2 separate regions of the Homo sapiens genome follow, and region 1 is linked to region 2. Evidence: chromatin loops called from intact Hi-C (ENCODE). Cell type or tissue: adrenal gland. All regions are shown on one strand. Links, peaks and the distances in the headings refer to the core of each region. The heading gives the core; the rest is flanking DNA. Region 1 overlaps RBFOX1 (RNA binding fox-1 homolog 1). Region 2 overlaps LOC105371067 (a long non-coding RNA gene).

The links. A loop is a pair of places that touch in the nucleus more often than their neighbours do. Peaks named below come from ENCODE experiments on the same cell type or tissue, not always from the same donor. Only the 100,000 strongest peaks of a DNase experiment are listed, where the experiment ranks them.
Region 1: it touches region 2 in a loop (10-fold over the local background); 44 of 110 quality-filtered maps call a loop at or near these places.

The regions. Positions count from the first base shown.
Region 1 is chr16:6,640,028-6,652,575 of GRCh38, reverse strand. All of the region lies in intron 2 of RBFOX1 (RNA binding fox-1 homolog 1), which reads right to left. Among named protein-coding and RNA genes, the nearest start is that of RBFOX1, 630 kb to the right of the region's middle. In adrenal gland, for the core only: a CTCF peak has its summit at 9,288 (motif pointing right); DNase peaks (open chromatin) are centred at 6,451 and 9,298; H3K27me3 peaks cover 457 bases.
Region 2 is chr16:5,233,344-5,245,891 of GRCh38, reverse strand. It overlaps LOC105371067 (a long non-coding RNA gene), which reads right to left. Exons shown (of 3, transcript XR_001752067.2): 2 at 12,315-12,497; 3 at 9,075-10,618. It also overlaps a transcript of RBFOX1 not described here. Among named protein-coding and RNA genes, the nearest start is that of LINC02164, 18 kb to the right of the region's middle. RefSeq lists a silencer at 6,063-6,282 and an enhancer at 7,858-9,057. In adrenal gland, for the core only: no CTCF peak of the experiment used is centred there; DNase peaks (open chromatin) are centred at 4,366, 5,514, 5,850 and 6,351.

The DNA of each region.
Region 1 (12,548 bases), core at 2,415-10,414, 1.4 Mb before region 2:
TTCCTGGTGAGGTCCCTCTTCCTGGCTTGTAGATGCCTCCTTCTCATGGTGCCTCACATAGCTGCTGCTCTATACTTTCTGAGAGAGAGAGAAAGGGAGACAGACCCATGGCTTTTTTTTTTCTTTCCTGAGATGGAGTCTAGCTCTGTCGCCAGACTGGAGTGCAGTGGCGAGATCTTGGCTCACTGCAACCTCCACCTCCCAGGTTCAAGTGATTCTTCTGCCTCAGCCTCCCGAGTAGCTGGGACTACCGACATGCACCACAACCCCCAACTAATTTTGTATTTTTAGTAGAGATGGGATTTCACCATATTGGCCAGGATGCTCTCGATCTCTTGACCTAGTGATCTGCCCGCCTCGCCCTCCCAAAGTGCTGGGATTACAGGTGTGAGCCACCGTAAGGTGTGGCCATCTTTCTTTTAAGGCCACCAATCCTATTGGATTAAGACCCCACCCTTATGACATCACTTAACCTGAATTACCTCCCTAAAGGACTAATCTCCAAAACACAATCACATTGGAAGTTACGACTTCAGTATATGAATTTTACAGTTATACAATTGAGGACTTAACACTTGCTTAAGTGGAATCATACAACATTTGTCCTTCTGTGCCTGGCTTATTTCACTTAGCATAATGTCTTCAAGGTTCATCCATGTGGTAGCATGTGTTAGAATTTCATTCTTATTAAGGATGAATAACATTGCATTGTATGGAGAGACCACATTTGGTTTATCCATTCATAAGCGCCATCTGTGGATAGATATTTGGGCTGTTTCCACCTTTCGGCTATTGTGAATGATGCTGCTATGAACACGGGTGTGTACGTATCTATTCAACTCCCTGCTTTCAAGTCTTTTGTGCGTATGCCCAGAAGTGAGATTGCCAAACCCTATGGTAATTCAATGTTTCATTTTTTGAGGAACCACCCTACCGTTTTCCACAGCAGGTGCACCATTTTACATCCCCACTAACAGTGCACAAGTGTTCCAATCTGTCCACATCCTCATGGGCACTTGTGGGTTTCACTCAGGCATAATGAAGAGAGGACAGGCATGATCTGACTTCTATTTTAACAGAACCGGCAGTCAGGGGTTACAAATTTAAGTAGGGAGAAAAATTTGGGGGCTACCACAGGAGTCCAGGTGTGACATGATGGTGGATGGATAAGGGTGTAGCAGGGGAAGGGGAGAGAAGTAGTCAGAGGCCAGATAAAATCAATGGGACGTCTTTAAAGAAAGGATACAGCTTGGGAGAGAAAGATGGCGACCTGGGGCCGTTGCACGGTCTGTAGCCTGGCCATGCTCTCCATGGAGGCAGGGAGGGCATGGATGTGCAGGGTTGTGTAGGGAGTTACAAACATTAGGGGTTCCAGGCCGGGTGTGGTGGCTCACGCCTGCAATCCCAGCACTCTGGGAGACTGAGGCGGGTGGATCACCTGAGGTCAGGTGTTTGAGATCAGCCTGGCTAATATGGTGAAACTCCATCTCCACTAAACATACAGAATTAGCTGGGCTTGTTGGTGCACGCCTGTAATCCCAGCTACTCAGGAGGCTGAGACAAGAGAATCACTTGAACCGGGAAGGCGGAGGATGCAGTAAGCCGGGATCATGCCATTGCACTTCAGCCTGGGCAACGAAGTGAGACTCTGTTTCCAAAAAACAACCAACCAATCAATTAAACAACCAAAAAACATTAGGGACTCCATTGTGGTTAAGTCTACAGAAATGTTGATTTTCTCACCAAGAGGCAGTGGGGTTTTCTCTGCGGATGCATCATTAGGAAAGGTTAATATGAGAAGCTGGTGATTTATTAGTAAACACAGCAAATTCTAGGTCCCTTTGAATCCAGAGTGGAACAAAAAGAGACAATATCATAAGGTGAAGACTCGTATAGCAAATATCTTGTTTTATGTAGAACAGACTGTTTTCCTATCAGTCAAGTGGGACTGAACCGGTGAGCAATGATTAAATACCTCTTTCGTGCCAGGAACTGTGCTTGGTGTTTTTCGTACTGTCTCTAAATTACCAACATTCGACAAAGTGGGTATTCCTTAGTTACTCTGTGGCATGATAATTGTGATTAGCCATTAGGTAACTCATACTGAATCACACAATGAGGGAGCTTAAATCTGTAACCAGAAGTGATCCCTCATCAGGTGCTTTCCCTTTCCTCCAGGTAATTTTATTTTCCTCAAGGTGGTTTGGTCAGTCCACATAATTTATCCACAGGTTTCATTCTTTTCCTTGCTATGGGAAGAAGGGGTTATTCACAGCAAAAAAAGAAAAAAATAAATAAAAATAAAACCAAGCAACCAAACAAAAAAACCTGGAGAAGCAAGGTACATGTGCTTCTCAAAGTGAGACTCTCCAACCAGCAGCATCAGCTGCTGTTAAAAAGGCATATTCTTACAGTTATTACAAAAAACGGTGTGGAGGCTTCTCAAAAAATTAAAAACAGATCTACTGTATGATCCAGCAATCCGACTACTGCATATTCACTCAAAGGAAATGAAATCCGTATGTCAAAGAGATCTCTGCACTTCCTTCTTCACTGCAGCATTATTCACAATAGCCAAGATAGGGAATCAAACTGAATACCCCACTTTTATAGCAGCACAATTCACAGTGGCAAAAATATGGAACCAGCCCAAAGGCCCACCAATCCACAAGTAGATAAAAGAAAGTGTGGTATATTGGAATACTATACATAGATGAATACAATATATAATATACTATACATATATAACAGAAAACTTACCCAATATACATGCATATACTTACATATATAAAATGGAATACTACATCTTATATATACATATGTAATAAAATACTTCCCCAACATATATAATGGAATACTACTGAGCCATAAAAATGAATGAAATAATGGCATTCACAGCAACCTGGATGGAACTGGAGACCATTATTCTAAGTGAAACAAGTCACGAATGGAAAACGAAACATTGCATGTTCTCATTCATAAGTGGGAGCTAAGCGATGAGGAAGCAAAGGCATAAGAATGGTACAGTGGACTTTGCGGACTCAGGGGAAAGTGTCGGGGAGTGGTGAGGGATAAAAGATTACACGTTGGGTACGGTGTACACTGCTTGGGTGATGGGTGCATTAAAATCTCAGAAACCACCACTGAAGAACTTGTTCATGTAATCAAACACCACCTGTTCCCCAGAAACCTACTGAAATAAAACAAAAAGCAAAAAACTAAGTGTCCATCAAGGAAGAACCACATAAAGCAAATGTGGTATATATACACAACAGAATACCATTTCAGCCTTAATAAAGAAGGAAAGCCTGTCACTGTGATGACATGGATGAACCTGGAGAACACTGTGTTAAGTTGAATGAGCTAGTTACAGAAAGACAAATACTGCATGAAACAAATACAAAAAATATACTAAAAAGTACAATGGTGGTTACCAAGGGCTGGCAGGGACTACCCTCACTACCAGGGGGTTTGCTGGGGAGATCTGGGCCTAAAGACATAAAATTTCAGTGAGACAGGAGGAATAAGTTAAAATATTATACAACATGGTGACTACAGTTCACAACATGTTGTAATCTTGAAAATTGCTAAGAAAGTAGATGTTATGTGTTCTAACCACAAAAAAATGACGTTGTGAGGTAATGTATATGATATTGGCTCTATTTAGCCATTCCACAATGTACACACATTCCAAACATCATGTTGTACATGATAAATATATATAACTTTTGTCAGTTTACATAAATAAGCAAAGAAAAATACCCAGATTCTCAGGCTGTATTTTCTGTAGAAAATGCCATTGAGAAATGAGGTGAGAAAAAGCAGCTCTCTGTCTGCTTCTGCCTGTTCTGACCAGGTGATGCATTTCCTTTCTCTCCTGAAGTGAAAAATATGAGGTTTGCACGGAAGAGCCCTCAGTTACTGAATCCAAAATTCAAAGGGTGAGGGCCCGTCGATGCATGCTACCAAGCCCTCCAGGGGATGTGGCAGTGGACTGAAGGCTGAAGGGTGGGAGGACAGGGCTGCGGGTAATTCCAGTTCTGGCATTAGACTCCTGGCATTAGACTCACGGCACTAGACTCTTAAAGCAGGGTGTTACTATTTAATAACCATGCGGTCCTTCAGCAAATTTCCCTCATCCGCACATAAGGGGAGTATGAGGAACTTCCTAGTCAACGTGGAGTCTGCAACCCCAGCAAGTACGATGCCCCTGGGAGCCAGTTAAAATGCATCATGCCTATAATCCCAGCACTTTGGGAGGCCGAGTCCAGAGGATCGTTTGAGTCCAGGAGTTGAAGACCAGCCTGGAAACCTTAGGGAGACAGTGTCTCTACAAAAAAAATAATAATAAAGAAGAAAAAAATTAGCTAGGTGGGGTGGTATGCACCTGTGGTCCCAGCTTCTTGGGAAGCTGAAATGGAAGGATCACTTGAAGCCGGGTGCAGTGGCTCATGCCTGTAATCCCAGCACTTTGGGAGGCCAAGGCAGGTGGATCACTTGAGGCCAGGAGTTTGAGACCTGTCTGGGCAAGAAAATGAAACCCCTGTCTCTACTAAAAATACAAAAATTAGCTGGGCATGGTGGCACACACGTGTAATTCCAGCTACTAGAGAGGCTGACGCACGAGAATCACTTAAACCCTGTAGACTGATGTTGCAGTAAGCCGAGATTGCACCACTACACTCCAGACTGGGCAACAAAGAACAAGACTCTGTTTCAAAACAAAGAGAAGGGGATCACTTATCCCTAGGCAGTCAAGGCTACAGTGAGCTAAGATTGTACCACTGCATTCCAACCTAGTGACAGAGCAAGATCCCATCTTTAAAAAAAAATGCAACACATCACACCTCATCCCAGATACATCGAATCAGAATCAACATTTTTAACACGTAGTATGATGGACTGAATGTATGTGTCCCCCCTAAAATTCATATGTCATAGCTCTAACCCTCAGTGTGGCTGTATTTGGAGATGGGAACTCTAAGGAAGTGATTAAGGTTAAATGAGGTCCTAAGAATGACTGCCCTTGGCTGGGTGTGGTGGCTCACGCCTATAATCCCATCACTTTGGGAGTCTAAGGCAGGTATATCACTTGAGGGCAGGGGCTCAAGACCAACGTGGCCAACAAGGTGAAACCCCATTGGATTTCAATATAATAGAAAAATTAGCCAGGCATGGTGGTGGGCATCTATAATCCCAGCTACTTGGAGGCTGAGGCAGGAGAATCATTTCAACCCAGGAGGCGGAAGTTGCAGCGAGCCCTGAGATCACGTCACTGCACTAGAGCCTGGGCAACAGACCAAGATTCCATCTCAAAAATAAAATAAAATAAAGAAAGAATTAGTATCCTTTTAAGAAGAGACACCAGAGAGCTCACTCATTTTCTCTCTCTCTCTCTCTCTGGTAGCGTAAGCCCAGGAATGTCCAAATGAGGACCCAGTGAGAATGACTGACTACAAGCCAGGAAGAGGGTGCTCATCAGAACCTGACACTGCTGGCACCTTGATCTTGAATATCCAGACACAAGAACTATGACAAAGTAAATGTTCTGTTCAGAAGCTATCCAGTCTATGGCAGTTTGTTAGGGTAGCCCAGGCTGACTAAGACAAGGTTCCCAGACGACCTGTAAGGCCCAGTCCTAGGACGTGGGATCATGTGTACACGCGGTATCTTCCTTTTCTCACCCTGTCTCCTAAATTAATGGCTGAAGTCTCTGCTTGACTTCGGACACTGAGTCAGGAAAAACACCCCTCACTCTTACTAAAAACTCTCCTTGAATTTGTCTGCTAAGCAACCTAAACAGAAACGGGAGATTAACTCAATATGGGAGTGATGAAAATCACAGATTACTTTTAAACCTAGAAAATACCACTGAGAAACGAGGTGAGGAAAAGCAGCTCTCTGTCTGCTTTTGCCCGTTCTGACCAGGTGAAATAAGCATTTCCTTTCTCTCCTTGAGTGAAAATATGTTAAGTTTGCCAGGAAGAGTCCATATCCGATTATGATTTACCCACACAGAAGTGGCAGGTGTTAATCAACGAACTAACGAAATCAATAAACCAAAGGCAGATTTTTGCTCTTAATCTGCCACCGAGGACCCACGCAAGCGACAGAAAAGAGCGATCTGGCAGAATCAGAGCTCTCGCCATTTCCCTAAGATTATTCAATTTATTCTTGTCAGGATTAATTTACTAAACCCATGCTGGATTTTTTATTTAGATGATATTGTTAGTTTGTCATCTGCTGCAGATCTATGCGGGAGGCGCCCCAGGGGACTGCATTTGCTTCTGAACAATGCTGGACTCAAATTGGAAAAATGTCACTTTGGCGAGAACAAATTATTGTTCGGATCACGCTGCCTAGAGCCGGTGTCTCTGGGTGGGTTCCGACCTGACCTTTTCTGAACCAGACTCGTCAAGTAAGTACTTCAGCCCCACTCGACCACTTCGCTTGGAAAACAGCTCAACTACTTAAAAGTGTTAAGTATGAATTTTGAGCTGTGGACTCATCACCAAGCAATCAATTTCCCGACAGAAGGCAGCCCTTCTACTTTTTGTAGCCGGGAAACCCTGAACAGCGGAGGCTCACTTGCTGGCGACAGATGGGATTCCACACAGATAGCAGAATCACACTGCTAGGGTTTATCCTACCGGACTCAACCACACCAGTTTTGGAACTCTGCACAAGGAGGCCGAGTTTGCTTAGCCTCACTTTCCCTATTTGTAAGAGAAGCATATTAACAATCATGGTTGCCTCGTTTGTGGCTAGGCATATCCAATACACGCCAGGGTCTTAGCATATGGCAAGTTATCAGTAAATGTCAGCTGTCCTTGATGACATCTTCCAACAGGCTTTGTGAAACCTGGTTCTGATTGAAGCATTGAGAACTTAAAAACATGTCTATTTTTAAAGTTTTCTCTTCCAAGGCCTCTAGGTTCTTTGAGATTTTAGACATCAAAGCACTCATGTGTCCGTTCTTTTCAGAAGCAGTTCTCTCTCCCGAGAGAGACTTCTTTTCTTCTACACTTGGTGTGTTGGTTGTTTTTGATAATTTTTGTAGGTCAGGGTTATTCATGCCCACAATGCAAGGATGCCAGCATCCCGGATCCCTTACCAGCAGCATTCCCAGCTCTGAAGTATCTGGCACTTAAAGATTCCCGAGAAAATGTGGAGAGAAACACCGGACAACGAAGCTCCCGAGACCTCAGAGGATTTAGAAGTGAGTAGCCAGCACGGGGTTCAACAGCAGCCCCCCAAAAGATATGCTCAAGCCGACTAGTCCCTAGTGCCTGTGAATGTGACCTTGTTTGCAAATGGAGTCTGTGCAGACATAATTAAGGGTCTTGAAATGAGAAAATTCTGTATTATCTGGGTGGGTTCTAAATCCAGTAACAAGTATCCTTTTAAGAGACAGAAGAGAAAGCCATGTGAAGACAGGTGGGGATTAGAGAGATGCTGCTACAAGTCATGTGACACTAAGCTACCAGACACTGGAAGAGGCAAAGATGAATCTTCCCCAGAACCTTTGCTGGGAGAGCCGTCCTGCTCACACTTTCAACTTGGACGTAGAGCCTCCAGAGCTGTCAGAGAATATATTTCAGTTGTTTTAAGCACCTAGATTGTGATGATTTGCTACGGAAGTCATAGAAAATAAATACAGAGGATCAAGGAGCTCTTTGTGCTGATCTCTCTTGCAGGATGCTTGGCTACTTAATACTGAAAAAAGATAACTGTGGTCCAGAGGCCACCTCCGCTTAGTCTAAGCTCTAGGGGACAAGAAAAATTCCTTAAAAGGAATCCCAGGGCAATCACAGGCTGCTGTGCTCCAGGGCCCAGGTGTTTCCACAATACAGCCCCTGAAAACCTCTAAATTGATTATTGCAGTCATTCACTCTGGAAGAGCAATGGAAAGAAAAGACCAGGATGCTTAGACTTGTCATGAGAAGCTAAGTAAGGATCACATATCCTGGGCACAGCATTGTTCTCCTGGACTCAAATACAAAGTCCCAGAGAGCTTTTCATAGGAAATACAGGACAGCTTAAGCCACCTCTCAGGAGTGTGAGGAGACACAGTCAAAGGTTCATCTGACAAGCCCAAATCGGCTTATGATCAACTGAGAAATTGATTACTGCTGAGGAAGAAGGTTTTGCTCTTCCTTCTTAAACAGCAAATAAATGTTATAGCAGAACGGTTTATAATATTAACACAAGATACATTTTTGACATCACACTCCAAAAAGCATTCAAGGTGCATTTTAAATCTTGACTCAACATTACAGATGGTCTCCTTTGCAAAGGCAAGCTTTCTGATAGTTTGGATGCATGCTTACATTGCCTATTGTTGTGAAAATAACAACGGCTTCTAATTTAAGACAAGTCACTGAATATGAGTTTAGATGCTAAGACTAAGAGCATACTGGTGATTTTATGCAACCTACACTATTATTATTGAGATGGAGTCTCGCTCTGTTGCCCAGGTTGGAGTGCAGTAGGGTGATCTTGGCTCACTGCAAACTCTGCCTCCCGGGTTCAAACGATTCTCCTGCCTCAGCCTACCTAGTAGCTGGGATTACAGGTGCATGCTACCACGTCTGGCTATTTTTTTTATTTTTAGTACAGATGGGGTTTCCCCATGTTGGCCAGGCTGGTCTCAAACTCCTGACCTCAGGTGATCCACCTACCTTGGCCTCCGAAAGTGCTGGGATTACAGGCATGACCCAGCGTGCTCAGCCTTATATGATTTTTTAACCTTCACAAAGACTCAGATTTTGAGAATAAGTTCAAGCCTTAGGGACCCTTTTGCCCAGTGTTTCCATTTTACAGGTGAAAAAACTGAGTTTTAGAGTGTAGGGAATTGGCTTCCTACCACTCCGATGATTAAAAGCATAAGGGAGATTGAAATCCATCTGGTCTACGAGCTATGTATTTTATACTCTCCCTTACACAATATACTGTGCTTGAATTTGAATATTTAAACCAATGTTCTAAAGTTAATTGCTTTATTAAAGATAACGAGGGTGTTCTGGCTTTCAAAACTTGAGTAACTCTGATGTTGGTAAAAATTTCAAATCATGCTTGCCTTTCAGCAGAATTCTTCAGAGTCTGTGTTCACTTAATCCTCCAACCGCAAAAACAAAACAAAACAAAACAAAACTAACAAACAAACAAAAACCAAGATTCAAATCAGTTTACTTGAATACATGAAGAATAGTATAAAATGTTTGCAGTGATAGATTTTATTCACTTCCTTTTCCATTCACAAATTAGCTCAGCACCTGCAATATCACAAATGGCCAGCAGATGGGAGCAAATAACTTTGCAAAAAATACCGAAAGCACCAAGTCCTATGCAAGAGTATCCAATTCATCAGGTCCGTAAACTTTTTAAATTTCTCAATCTTTCTGTGCCTTCAAAATTTAAGTCTCAAATGACTGCATGTTTTAATTACTAAGCCCTAATTACTTACTAGGAATGTGATCATTTGAGGAGACATTTCATTAATATGTGTTTAAGAAGGTTCAGCGTGGCAGAGATGCTTCAGGGCAAAGAATATTCCGAAAAGTCTATGGTTTCAACCTAAATATGAAGATGACTCACGATGTAAGAGCTATTTCACCTGAAATCATACAAACAGCAAACAACGCATGTAAACTAAGTAAAATCTCAACACAAATCACTTCAACCAAGGGAGTAAAGTTTACCTTAGTTGGGTAGGTTGCAGGGCAGAGCTGCTGACTTTATAAACATTTGGAGGAATCTTCAGGGGGCCTAAGGGGATATTTTCTCTGACAGTAAATATCTTCTTAGGCAGGAAAAAGCTGTAAAGCCAGAACAACTACAAAACGATCCCCAACCAAACTATTATGCAAATAAAGACAGCAGGCTTTTCATCTTGACTTCTTTCTTTGAGTCCCCTACCTTTCTTTGGCATCCCTACCTCCTGTGAGTTATTTTGTTTTCTTCACCTTACTTTTTTTTTGGAGTGTGGTTATGAGAGGACAAGAGGCTTCCATATCTCAAAATCTAGCCATGCAGACAAGCAGAGCTGGCGTGGGGTAAAAGGCCGGGTAACTCGAGGGTTGCTGGCTCAGCACAATTAAACATAGTACCGAGAACGGCATCCCTGTTTCAGGTAGGAGTCTCCTGTCACCAGGTGAGCTCAAACCAAAGGTCTGTTTGCAAATAAGAGCTATGCATTGGCATCACAGCGGGAGTTTAATGAGAGCGCTTTTAATTAACTGTAAAAGTAATTACCCACATTAGATGTAAATCGCACTTGTTTTCACATGAGGTGAATAATTTTCGCTCAGCTTTTAAGAAGAATACTTCTCGAGATGTCAGCTGCAAACTCTCAGCAAGTTTGTGTGCTGAAAAATACAGCACCGAAGAGAAAGTACGAGCCTGGGAAGCCTGGGTTTGTCGCCTGCCTTCTGTCAGTCACCTGGCTTGGCGTCTCTTTTCATTTCTCTCAGACCCCAGCACCTAAAACATACCCTCTCCGTAGCTGCACCCTCAGACAGCATGCAAACTGTTTCAAGTATTTTCTTGTTCTAATTTGGTGGTCAGCCTCCTGGATAATCCCTGGTGCTTTCATTGACGGGTTCCTGTGAATAATTAACGCAGTCAAAAGAATGGAAAAAAGAGAAGAGGCTGGAAGAAGCCCTAACTGGGTCAGTGGTGTGTGTGTTCCCCAGGTGAGCTAAAGTGGGTAATCTCCAAAGAAGGAAACACGTTAGCGAGGAGGGAGCAAGTCCCAGAGCAACAAGGCCAGGCCTGAAAGGCTCAGGGCAGAACCTATTTTTTTTTTTTTTTTTTTTTTTTTTTTTTTTTTTTTTTTTTTTGAGACGGAGTCCTGCTCTGTCACCCAGGCTGAATTGCGGTGGTGCCATCTCAGCTCACTGCAACCTCCGCCTCCCAGGTTCAAGTGATTCTCCCGTCTCAGCCTCTTGAGTAGCTGGGATTACAGGCACCCACCATCACACCCAGCTAACTTTTGTATTTCTAGTAGAGACGGGGTTTCACTTTGTTGCCTGGTCTTGTCTTAAACTCCTGGGCTCAAGCGATCTGCCCGCCTCGGCCTCCCAAAGTGCTGGGATTACAGGTGTGGGCCACCGTGCCCGGCGTCAGGGCAAAAATTCTAATGAGGATGAGTGTCTGCATCACCAGCACCAAAACAAAACAGCAATGCTCCCTTGGATTTATAAATAGCACCAGAAAATGACAGATGTCAGCGTTGGGAGGGAGTGAAGGTGAACGCCTTGGTTGAACCGTGTTACAATGCTGTCCTCTAGGTCCTTGAAATTCCTCTGACGTCAACAGGAATGTGAGGGCTGGGGAAGCCCTGAACCTCTGATTTGAACCTCGGTGAAGCGTAAACAGCCAAGATGCAGTTTGCAAATACAAGATTACGGGGTAATTATTTACACTTTGATAGGCACCTTCATTAAAGGTTTTGAGGATGCAATTATCAAATTGAGGTTTAGTGCACTCCATTTAAGCAACTGAAGTGAAGATCGGGAAAGTGGGATGCAGAACGGTGAGTTTACGCCCATCAAGTCAGATAGCAACTTACTTGCCAATTAGGTTCCTTCTAAAAAGAAAGCAGGCCTTCCATTTGAGTAGCATGGCTGCCACAGTCATTATTTTCATCTGCGAAGCCTACCTGGGGTTTCTGGTGCTGTTCTGATGTTCATGTTGCTTGTTTTGGGTCTTGGCCTTAATCCTAAGATGGGGCTAGAACATGACAGGGACTAGTCAGAGAGGCCCAGAGAACGTATTCTGGTTCAAGGCCAACTGAAGGAAAAACCAGAACTGGAACTTGTATCCTTCAGAAGGAGTTTTTTTATTCCTTTCTAGAGGGTCACAAGTATTTGCCCAGTGTTTCCTATATGTGATATACCCCAATGTACCTACTTCCCACACTGGCTCTATAAAGTAGTATTTATTTATTTATTTATTTATTTATTTGGCAATGGAGTCTTACTCTGTCGCTGAGGCTGGAGTGCAGTGGCATGATCACAGCTCACTGCAATCTCCGCTTCCCGGGTTCACGCTATTCTCCTGCCTCAGCCTCCCAAGTACCTGGGATTACAGGTGCCTGCTCTATGCCTGGCTAATTTCTGCATTTTTAGCAGACATGGGGTTTGACCATGTTGGCCAGGCTGGTCTCACACTCCTGGCCTCCAGTGATCCGCCCACCTCGGCCTCCCCAAGTTCTGGGATTACAGATGTGAGCCACTATGCCCGGCCTCTATGAAGGATTTAAATTAACAAAAAATTAAAAATATAGCCTAGTTCTTAATAGTATATCAACTTCTTGAGGAAATGTGGCAAAAGGCGTATCTGAAACACTAAGATAATAAAATAATTCACCATAATATTTGAGAGAAAATTCAATAAGCTGCATTTGAATTTCACCTGTAGATGTGGATCAAAATACATTAAGAAAGAAACCAGTGTACCCTGTTTAAAATCCTGACTCTACCACTTAATATTTATATGGCTTTTCGCAGCAACTTATCTGTTCTTTAGTTTCTGTATTTCAGAAA
Region 2 (12,548 bases), core at 1,542-9,541:
CTAATATGTTTTGGTCAAAATAGTCTCCTTACCCATCCACGATTAAATGGTTAATTGACATTTGATTGGATTTTGATGAAGTTTTCAAATCATGATTGACTTTTCCAATGTATAGTAAAATGTGTTTGAAAATATTTCATAAAAATTAATATTTAAAAATGGTCAGGCATGGTGGCTCATGCCTATAATCCCAGCACTTTGGGAGGCCAAGGTGGGCCGATCACTTGAGGTCAGGAGTTTGAGACTAGCCTGGCCAAACCTCATCTCTACTAAAAATACAAAAGTCAGGCATGGTGGTGCGCATCTGCATTTCCAGCTACTTGGGAGGCTGAGGCAGGAGAATCCCTTGAACCTGGGAGGTGGGTTCCCCAGGCTTAGAGCAAAACCCCCATCTTGTCTGTCTCCACTCTCATCCCAGGCAATCGCAGTCATTTCCACAGCCTCAACCACTGGCTACCTGGGATGCCTCCCAAGCCCGAGTCTCCAGCCCAAACCTGCCTTCCTAGCCCCAGACCCATCTGTCCTGGCACACATTGCCCCCTGGGTCCCAAGCAACCTCAGCCAATGAGTCCAAAGTCAACTTCCTGTCCTTGCCTGACACTGTCAGCCCTGAGATCAGACTTGACCATTCACCTCCAGTACCTGATAGGTCCGTAAGTCCTTTGGAACATATCCCATGAACATTCCCCAAACCAGGCACCGGACTCCACACATCAACACCATCATGTGACTCGCCTGCATCCCTGGCAGGGACCCCTGTCCCAGCCTCCAACTCATCCTGTACCTTGAGTTCTGTGTCACATTCCAGAGGCCACAAGAAGAAAAATGACCACCTTAATGAAATTAAAAGAATTGAGAAGACATTTCCCTATGGTCCAAAGCCTTTCCAACTGAGAAACACATATCAAGATCCAGCCTGCCAGCCCTGCGGTTAAATGTTCCTGAAAGAATTAAAGCCCAGGGCAACACAGCCCCCACTCCACAAGTACTCCCAGCACAGTAAGACTTGCTTCCCTGCAGGGGCTTGAAATGTCCAGTGTGTACCCTGCCCCTCTCTGTCATAGCTAACAGGAATGTGCTCCGTGTCTTCTTCCTTCTCAAAGGACCGTCCACCAACCTGCGCAGGCAGCACTTTCGGCCAAAGGGGGATGCGAGAACTTCCCAAAATTTCCCACTTACGCACTGCATTCCTCAGGAGCCTGCCTCACAAATTACAAGAGCGCCACAGCAGACACACCGCGTTCCAGCGGGTTGCCATGTCTTCATGTCAGCTTCAAAGATTGTTGCCAGGGAAATATCTATATCTCAGCAGAGAGAGCTTCAGCCTCTGTAGTCCAGCTGTGCTCAAATGGAAATCCAAAAACCCAGAGGTTGGTCCAAACACCCTATCTCAGGGAGTCGGCTCTGCAAGTCCCCAGTATGGGAGTGAACTGGGTAGGCCACCTACCCTGCCTGCCCACATCCCTGCCTCCTGGAATCCTGGACCCTGAGAACCAGGCGGATGTGGTGGGGAACAGGCAAGTCTTGTGCAGAAAGCCAAGATGCCACCCAAATCCACTCTGCAGTCTAGGTGGGTGATATTCTGCTCTGCACCGCACCAGTGCATGAGGGGATGGAGGATGGAGTCTAGACAAGCCAAATGTAAAGATATTGCCCAAGTATTTTGTGCTTTGTCTGTGTTACAATGCTATGCCCAGCCCAGCATGGTGGCTCACACCTGTGATCTCAGCACCTTGGGAGGCCGAGGCAGGCAGATCACCTCAGGTCAGGAGTTTGAGACCAGCCTGGCCAACGTGGTGAAACCTCATATCTACCAAAAATACAAAAATTAGCCGGCTGTGGTGGTGGGGACCTGTAATCCCAGCTACTCCGGAGGCTGAGGCAGGAGAATCACTTGAGCCCAGGAGGTGGAGGTTGCAGTGAGCGGAGATCATGCCACTGCACTCCAGCCTGGGCAACAGAGTAAGACTCCATCTTAAAAAAAAATAAAAATAAATAAATGCTATGCCCAGCATTTTCCATGTACTGTCTTATTATCTCAGTAAATCCCATATAACCTTCCTATGAAAGTGTATCTCATTTATCTCCATTTTATAGATGAGAAAACTGAGTCCCCTGCAGTAGTATTAATTTTCCAAGACCGCATGGCTCATAAAGGGTACAGCAGGGACCCAAGCTCAACACTGTCACCCTCAAACATTTCCACAAGTGTAGACCAATGGCTCTCAACTGGGGTGGTTTTGCTCATGTACCACTCCCTTGCTCCATGGCATTTGAAACCGTCTGGAGACATCTGGGGTAGCCATAGCTGGGAGGGGGGAATGGCACCTAGAGGATGGAGACCACAGATGCCGCTAACCATCCTACAATACACGGGACGGCCCCCACCAGCACCACGAATGGTCTCACCCCAAGTGTTGTGACGGTGCCAAAGCTGAGAAACCCAGGTTTCTCCTCAGCAAGAAGGAAAATACCTGCAACGCGGATGCTCCTCTACAGGAGCCCCAGGCTGACAACAACCTTCCTGATCTGGTTTCAACCCTGGATGCTTTTATCTGGTGCGTCCATCAGGGATTTCAGTGACTCCAGTGAGTTATTACCCTTGAATGCTCGGTTCCACCTGACAACACAGAAATCTCTGCCGAGGTGCCTGGTCTTGGGGAAGGCTCAACAAATGGTTAAGGTTGATAACCAAATACCTAGGAGAGACTTCTCTCTCCCTCCAGGAACAGCTGTGGGTCAGACACACCCTGGGATCATTCACAAGCGGTCAATAAAGGCTTGGGGAGGGCTAGGTTTTCTAGGCCTTCTCAATGGGGTGGGTGTTTGTGGATACACAAGAAGCCAGTGAAACTTCTGATATTGGCAGGAAATCAATGCCCCCCACCCTCCACCCTCCACCCCCCACCACGTCCCCACCATAATCACATGCCCTGCAGCAGGACTTGGCACTCAGGGGCTCCTGGGGGCCCGATTTATCTGCTAAAACATCCTCTAGCCACCACCAAATAAAGCAACCCCTTGCCACCCAACCACAAGAGCACAGCCTGGGAGCCACTCCAAGGGACACCCAGTCACATTAAAACCTCAGCCATCCAGAGCACCAGGCCTGGTGATGAGAAAGAACATTTTATCCTTAAAAGCATCTGAATGCCCATGCTGCTTCTTGCAGAGAAAAGTCCAAAATAATCTGCTATTAAAGAACGAGGATGGTTTTGACATTTTTACCAAGCTAATGGTCTACGCAGACAAAATCTCATAAAAGGGCACTCTGTTCTTCTTGATCCACTCAGACATGGCCTGTGAGTGAAGAAACGGGTTCTCCTCCTCAAAGAAATCGCTGCTGATTCTCACACCAGCCTGACACTGCTTCATGGGTTCTTCAAAGAGAGTATTCCCATAGAAACTAAAAAGGAAGAGGAATGTGTCTGGCGGGCACTGTGGGCAGCAGTGGGCTTTGGGCCAAATTTTAAGTTTGAAAATCAAGATTCCCTCTTTTCGAGGGGCCGCCGGACTGAGCAGATACAGACACCATGAAAAGAGGGTGGCATATTCAGATTCAGGAAACAAGGATGGTTTGTGTTCAGTTCCTGCATCATCCTTCAGGTCATGAAATTCACATTTCCCTCTGTGGACCAAGAAATTCAGTGGGGTTTCTGCCTTTTAAATATTTCATTATCAATATATCATCCTTTTAGCCTCCAGAAAGCATTTTAATGGAGATTCTGGCTTAAGACACTTGTGGGTCTGTCTGTCTCTCTCTCTCTCTCTTTTCCTTGAAACAGGGTCTCACTTTGTCACCTAGACTGGAGTGCAGTGGCATGATGACAGCTCACTGCAGCTGGACCTTCCAGGCTCTAGCAATCCTCCCACCTCAGCCTCCCAAGTACTTGGGACTGCAGGCACACACCACCATACCTGGCTTTTATTTTATTATTATTATTTTTTTTTTTGGTAGATGCGAGGCTTCACCACGTTGCCCAGGCTGGTCTTAAACTCCTGGACTCAAGCGATCCTCCCCCTTCGGCCTCTCAAAGTGCTGGAATTATTGGCTTGAGCCACCACGCCCGGCCAAGAACCTTGTCTCTTGTGATGCACCCCAGAACAAAACATCACTGCAAAACACACCAAGGCGTAAGTTTCAGTCCTAAGTCCCATTTATCCACCATACACTATGTGCCAGGCACAACGCTAAGTGCTTCTATGGACGAGCTTCCCTTAATCTCAGCAGTAACAACCCCAGGCAATGGGGCCTGTTGACAGATCCATTTGCCACTGAAGACAGTAAGGCTCAGACAGGGTAACTGGCGTGTGCCATGTCAGCCAGCTAAGGAGGGGCATTACCAGGATGCAAACCCCAGCTGCCTGGCTCCACACTCACGTTCCCTAGGTCCCACTACACTTGGTCACTCCACTGCATTCTAGTATCCTGGTCTTTGGCAGAGTCCACGTAAAAGAGGGAGGTAGAGGGAGTGAGAGGGACTTCACGCAATAAAGTTTCCTGGCGTTACACTGCCACCGTAATTGTGTCTCATCCTTTCCGTGATCGGCCCTGGAAAACCTACCAGAGAACTGTCCTCCTTCTCCCAGAATCTCAGAGAAAATTCACCTGAGTTCGGTGTCCAGGTGACCCAAGCTCTGAATGCAGTAACGTGCACGGGGAGATGAGGATGTCACCAGGAGCAAGCCTCCCACACAGCATCCGGGAGCAACCCCAAGACTGGGCAGGGGGGGCTCTGAGGCAGCCCACGGCGAGGACGGCTACCCGTGCTGCCCAAATGGGTTCAGAATGAAGGCCGCCCTCTCTCCCATGTGGGGCTCATTAACCACGAATCAAATTATTAAGACAAGCTCAGCTGAGCAAATGGTCAAACATAAAAACATTTGGAAGGAACAAAGAGGTCAACCCCATTATCCATCAAAAACCATCAAGGTGGCGGCCCTCACTGAGGGGTACAGCTCTCCAGGGGGCCCTCATCTGCCCTCCAAACCCGCGTGCCTCCCCAGTGGAAGGCCAGCAAAGCCACACAGGAAGAGTTGGGGTAGGAAAGCAGAAAGTGAACCCCAGGAGGCCAGGCTGGCCACGGAGCCCCATCCCACGCACACGGGCCCGGTCACTCAGGGGCCCACGTGTGCAGGACACCGGGAGCTCACAGGGACAGCGCCCCGAGGGATGCAAGGAACTTTGCCTCTCTGTCCCTCTCTGTAGGGATGGAAAGAGGAGAGCGATTTCTGGGATGGAAGCCATCTGCCTCCTCTCAACTCTCGCTGCCCAACCAGAAAGGGAAGAAAAACAGGAAGATGCGGGGCAGGTGAGGAGCTGGGTGAGCGCCGCCAGCCCGCAGCCCAGCAGAGCAGGGCTTGGCCAAGCCTGGCGCCAGGGACTTCCCCTCTACCCCCACCATAAGCCCCCCGCCAGGTGGGACCGACAAAAGTCCCAGACAGATGCCCCAGACAGGATGCCCAGCGCAACCCCCGCCCCTTCCCCTGCTGGGGGCCCCCAGGACGCGGGGCTCCCCCTCCCCTTTTGGCTAGCCGCAGAGTCCAACGGGGCTCCTGGCCAGGGACGTCGTGGGAGAATCAGGAAGTCGAAGCCACACAGCCGAGAAGGGGCAGCTGGCGTCTCGGAGGCCGTCACGAGCTGTCACTCCGCGCCCGCCGGAGTTGCCACTCAGTTACCAACTTCAACCCGGGGCCGGCCACGGAGCCTCCCGCAGCCCCTACCCCGCGTCTCCGGCACCCCCGCGCCCCCGGCACCCCCGGACCCCCGCGCCCGCGTCACTTACTCCTCTGCCGTCGCCACCTGTCTGGGTGCCGGTCTCCTCCCTGCCCGGCCGCGGCGCGTCCTTCCCGTCCTCGCAGTCCTCGGGCTGTGCGCTTCCCCCCTCCAGCCCCAGCCGCAGCCTCTTCTCTTCGGGAGGGACGTCGTCCTCCTCCCTCCTGGGCCGGCCATCCCTGCCTCGGGGCTTGCCAGTGGCTTCGGAGCTGCCGGAAGGGCTGGCCATGGCTCCGGGGGCTCTGCCTGCACTTGGGGAAGAGGAAGGACCCGGCGCGAGCGGCCTCTCGGCGGAGCTGGGGCGTCTGAGCGCGGGCTCGGTGGGTCCGCGCGGCGCGGAGCTGGGCATCGGGGCCGGCGCGGGCTCCTCCGCGGGCCGCTCCTGGCTCTCTGGCGCCCTCTGCCGGCCGCTCGCCCGCACCGCGGACACGCCGGGCCCGGGCCTGCGCTGCGCTCACCTGCCCCGGCCCAGGCGGTCGCTCTCCCCTACCCGTGGCCAGACCCGCTCCGGCCAGGCCGTGCACCTCCTCCCCGCCCCAGCCAGGTTGCACCCCGATGGTCTCCCTGCCCAAGGAGGAGAGAAGAGAAGGGACGCCCCGAGAGGGTGGACATGGGCCACAGCCACCTTGTCTTTGCTCTTACCCTGTGTCTTGCATGATTTGGAGGTAGTGGGAAAACCGAGTGGAGAATTCCGCCTGCAGGATGACATGAATGCACCTTCCCATTGCCTACCAACAGATCTTTTTTGAGCATCACTGTGGACCAGGCGTGGTGATGGGGGAGGGGATATTGTGGTGAACATGACAGGCATTGCCTTCACCCAGTGGGGCTCAGCGCTGGGTGAGAAGGCATTGAGAATGGACATTGTCAATTGGGCAAAAGGAGGCCAAGGAGAAGTGCTGGGTGCATGGGAACTGAAAAAGACAGGAGGCTCGGCAGGTCTTGGAGCTGCGAGAGGGACAACAGCAGCGGCTGTTCCAAAGGAAGCAACAGCTGAGAGAGGTCTCAGAGTTGTTCTCAGCCCAGTGGAGGGTGTTCAGGCAGAGGGAACAGCGTGTGCAAAAGCCCAGAGGCTGGGAAAGAAGCAGAAAGAGGACTGTGGGGCTGGAGCATGCTGGGCAAGGGGAGAGAGGTGTGGTGGGCAGACAGATTGCCTGGAACCCAGCTGTGCAGGGACAGAGGAGATAGGGGATCCTTGCAGGCCCCCAGCCAGGACTCAGGCACAGAGACAATGCAGGTGGGCAAAGGGAGGAGACGTAGAGAAATATTTTGGAGGCGTGCCCGATGAATGAGCCCAGGATGCACCGTTAGTGTCAGTGTGGAGCGAGCTCCTTCCTTGGCTGTGTGATGAGCTGAACCCGGGGGTATTTTCTGGACATCGAGGTGCTACACCCAGAGTCCAGGACAGGCTAAGTGAGCACCCGCAGCTCCTGGCCTACCTCAAAAGCAGGAGAGACAGGGGAGACTGGGGAGGCCGGGGAGGAAGGGGAAGCCAGGAAGGCAGGAGAGCCCAGGGAAGCAGAGGAGGCCAGGGAGACAGTGGAGGCAGGAGAGGCTGGGGAGGCTGTGTCCTTTCCATGATTCTGCCCAGGATCCTAGGCCCCTGTACTCCCTGAGCTTCCCCATCCCAAGCGCTGGAACCATGTTGCACAATGGTCTCCCCACTAAGCTCCTGATGGCAGCCCCTACCCTGCTGTGCTCCCTATTTCAACCCTAACAGCTCTCACAGTGGGCAGCACATAGTAGGTGCTCAGGAAACACTGGTGGGAGAGCACATGGGTCTGCTCAGCACCTTCCCCTCTCCTCCAGCTCTCCCCTGTCATGAAATAATTCTGATAATGACACATGGGCTTTGAGACCCTCTTCTATTACTTTCCATATGCTAATCCATCTATACCTCACAGCAGCCCTGGCGGTGGGTGTTATTAGGATGCCCATTTTACAGAGGAGGAGACTGAGGTATAAAGAGGGTAAGTGACATAGGCACACTACAGGGGCCGGGGCCAAGTGACCGCAGCACTCAATCCCCAAAGGCAAGGTGGATGCAGTTACCATAAAGGACAGCAGAGTCAAAGCTGCAAGCAGAATAGCATGACTCGCAGAGACCTATGGTGCCAGCTGATCGTGGCTTTCCTAGAAGTGAAATAGATAAGAAGCCTGCCACATTTTTACTTGATCTGTGTTTGCAGAAGAGTTCTAGGTCAGGTGAGCAGAAGTCTAACCTGAATCATAAAAACAGAGTCACAGTCCCCAGTCAATTCCCAGACATAAGCCAGTTCACAGACCAGGAGTCCCTTGTCTGAATGTGAAGCCAGGTCCCCTCCAGAAAGGACTCTGCTCCACTGCCAAAAATTTATACTGTCAATCTTTCTCCCAGCCTGCCCCCACAGGAATACACAGCCTTTTACCAGGATGACTGAACAGGGGAATAGGAACTAATGGGACCTGTGCAGGATCACTGGACACAGGCTCTGAACTGGCACTAGGGCGAGACTAGGGTCTACCAGTCAGAATAGGCATTTTGGAGGTCAGGTGAATGTTGGTGCAGGTTCATGTCATGGTAGATCCATTGGGTCCCCAATTCATCCTCTGGTTATATACAAAGTGGCCATGCTGAGATTCAAATTCAGGGTATCCAACATAGAAGCTGTGCTCTTATTCATGAAACATTCTGACATCTCTGGAAAGAAAACTATAATTCAGGGTTCCAGTCCCCACCCACGCAGCCTGACCCAATTCCGGTGCCCAAGTTCAGAGTGTCAACCCCATGTTTTGCAGCATTTAAACTAGGCAGGAAAATTAGGGACAATTAAAAGGACATGGGCCACCAGCTAGTCATAGACTCTCTCTGGTGTGTATCATAAATATTTTCCTTCCTGAGGTTTAATTTGGACAGACTGTGTCCCAGTCTGCAGCATACCTTGACATGATCGGCTTATCTGCTCGTCTCCCCTTCCTCTTTTTTTTTCCAGACAGGGTCTCACTCTCTTGCCCAGGCTGGAGCACAGTGGCAAAATCATGGTTCATTGCAGCATCAACCTCTTGGGCTCCATCAATCCTCCCACCTCAACCTCTTGAGTAGCTGGGACTACAGGCATGTACCAACACGCCCAGCTAATTTTTGTATTTTTTGTAGAGGTATGGTTTCTCTATGTTGTCCAGGCTGGTCTTGAACTCCTGGGCCCAAGTGATCTGCTCATCTTGGCCTCTCAAAGTGCTGGGATTACAAGCGTGAGCCACTGTACCCAGCCTCCTCTTCCTCTTGACGGTGAATTCTGTAAGGGCAAAGGCTCATTCATTTTTGTTGTTTAATGAATAGACTTTATTCTTTAGAATAGCTTAAGCTTTACAGAAAAATGAGCAGAAAGTATAGTGTTCCCATATATGCCCTCAAATCCTCCCATCCTGTTTCCCCTGTTATTAACATGTGGCTTTAATGTAGTGCATTTGTTGCAATTGATGAGTCAATATTGATACATTACTCTTAAGTCCATAGTGTAGGTTTCTCTCCTGGTGTGCTGCACATTCTTTGGATGGATGTGACCATCCACCATTGGATCCACCATTACAGTGTCACATAGAATAGTCTCACTGCCCTAAAAATCACGTGTGCTAAGCTGGTTCGTTCTTGAATCTTCATTGCTTTTCCATGGTGCCAAGCCCTCAGCTGGGGCATGTGGCTGTTGAATGGAAGGATATTGCAAAAAGTGCTGCCAAATGTTTCCATCCTGGACAAGTAAAGGAAAGTGGCCCTGATGTTTTAAAAGGCCTGACATCAAAAGAAAGGGTGTAAGTTTACCAAGCCACTGGGATTAGCTTCCCAAGGGACCATTTCCTCAACTTGATCTGATGATCAAGGCAACAGAAGATCCAGAACAAAGGGGATCCCTTTTACTCTGACCTAGGAAAAATGTCTGTAAATTCTTTGGGAGCTCAGAAAATGTCAACATCTGGGCCAAAAGACAAAAGTGGAAATGTCAGCTGTGCGTGGTGGCTCAAGCCTATAATTCCAACACTTTGGGAGGCCGAGGCAGGTGGATCACAAGGTCAAGAGATCGAGACCATCCTGGCTAACACGGTGAAACCTGGTCTGTACTAAAAATACAAAAAATTAGCCGGTCGTGGTGGCGGGCGCCTGTAATCCCAGCTACTCAGGAGGCTGAGGCAGGAAAATAGCATGAACCTGGGAGGTGGAGCTTGCAGTGAGCTGAGATCAGGCCACTGCACTCCAGCCTGGGTGACAGAGCAAGACTCCATCTCAAAAAAAAAAAAAAAAAAAATGTTTGTTAACCTCTCAGTGACCCCTGTGGGCATCCTAGGACTTAATCCAACTGAAAGAGCGTGTAGAAGGTGCACCTCAGACATCCCGCCTAGGTCTGCAGGAGCTGGGCCATTCCTTCATGAAATCTCACCAGGCACAACTCAGAGATACTCCCTAGAGGGTCTTAATTTCCAAGTACTTTCAACAAAGTGGGCATTGGCAGCCACAGAGAGCTTCAGGCAAAAGTGGCCGGCGTGCACAGGAATAGTAAGGCCACCGAGAACATCTACTATGGAGCCAAACCCAGACACAACCACGCTGGCTCCAGCCAGATACGGAACAGGGTGGCATCAGAAGGATGGCAGGGCAGTAACAGGGAAACTCCTTGGGTAGGTCTCAAGGATGTCTGGATTCTCCCTTTCCACCGTGGGGCTAGAAGGCAGGTAGCTCAGCCGGGGCTCCGCAGGCCGAACTCAAATCAAGTCCGGGCTTCAGCCTTCGTAACTGCATCAGCTCAGGCAGGGACTGGACCTCTGGAAACCTCAGTTTCTTCATCTGTAAAATGGGCATCACGACAGTACCTGGTGGGATTGTTTTGAGAATTTAACAAAATTATGCATGTAAAGCTCTAATCCTGACACCTAATAAGGGTTCAAAAAGTGTTTGTTTTTAAATATCATTAGCCTACGTACTTTTTTTTTTTTTTTTTTTTGGAGACAGTCTCTCACTCTGTTGTCCAGGCTGGAGTGCAATGGTGCAATCTCAGCTCACTGTAACCTCTGCCTCCTGGGTTCAAGAGATTCTTCTGCCTCAGCCTCCCAAGTAGCTGGGATTATAGGTTTGCACCACCACACGCGGCTAATTTTTTGTATCTTTAGTAGAGATGGGGTTTCACCATGTTGGCCAGGCTGGTCTTGAACTCCTGACCTCATGATTTGCCCGCCTCGGCCTCCCACAGTGCTGGGATTACAGGCATGAGCCACCGCGCCCGGCCAGCCCACGTACTTCCCTCAAAAAGAAGGTGAGTCTAGCCCTGAAGTTGGATGAGGTCCTGGTGAAGAAGAGGTGGGAGCCTGAATGCTGATGACACTGTGGGCCAAGGTTGGGACATTGGAGGCAAGGGCTGGGGAACAGCCGCAGCTCACTGTGCAGCCAGATCGGCCGTCAGAAGCTTCGAGACCCACATCTTAAGCTGATCGTGAATTAGGGCGTGAGGAAAATAAACCCCAAGGCTTGGCTTCCCTGCTGAAATCCCTCTTGAAAACTTAGCCATTTAGGAGGCGAGGGGAGGAGCCCAGCAGTTAGAACCACCCTCTTCCCACAAACGCCTGCCTTAGATTCTCAGGTGAGTCCCCAAGACTCCATCTGGATGAGACAGTTGCTCTCCCAGAGCTCCCGCCTATTCACCCTACACAGGCGCCCCCATAAGGGCACCCCTGAGCTCAAGGTGTCGCTGCTTCCTCTCCAATGGGAAATCCCAGCAGGGGTAATAATTTACCCCCCACATACACACACCCCCTCCTCAGTGGTCGTTAGCGGCTGGCCATGACCCCAAAGCCAACCATACCCCCAAAATACTGAACTGACAAGTCAGGGTTTCTGCAGCCCTGCACTGCTGCTGAGAATTCCATGAGTCCTATCTTACTTTCCATCTTACTGGGGCCAGGATGCCTCACTCTTCCCAGCCCATACTCCCAGATGCCCGCCTATCTCTGCTTATAGCTTCTCAACTTCCACCTCATTTGGAACATGTATGTCTCTATGTGGCCAGCACCTGTAAATTACACAGGGATTATAGCTTCCCCAGGGTCATCAGCAAGCTTTCTCTCAGCCCAACCATGGTGCTGCTGGAAATTGATTGATTTTTTTTTTTAGAGACAGGGTCTCACTCTGTTTGTCGCCCTGTGCCCAGGCTGGACTGCAGTCGTGCAATCTCAGCTCACTGCAGCCCTGCAGTCTCTACTTCCTAAGGTTCAAGTGATCCTCCTTCCTCAGTCTCCCAAGTACCTGGGACCACAGAGGCATGCCAGGATGCCTGACTAGTTTTTTTTTATTTTTTGTAAACAGAGGGTCCCTCCCTGTGTTGCCCAGGCTAGTCTGAAACTTCTGGGCTTCAGCAATCCTCCTGCCTCAGCCTCCCAAAATGCTGGGATTACAGGCATGAGCCACCACACCTGGCCCTATTTTTATTGTTAAATTTTATTGTTAACTATCAAGATGCAAATAACGTTCCAGTGTGATTCCAGGTTTGAAAATGTCACTTTTTACCCATTTTACCTTTAATTCTGGGATGTGAATGGAATCTCATGTTTTATTCTTCTTCTCCTCCCAATGATTATTGCAATCTAGCTCTTCATCTACTTAAATGATTCATGTAGAGGGGTTTCTGAGGATCTCTCCAGCATCCTAGCACCTAATTTTTTTCCTCCTCAGCTTCGAACCAACTTAGTGAGCAGACATCTGCAGGGACAAGAAAACAAACATCAGACATCAGCATTTATCTAAACCATG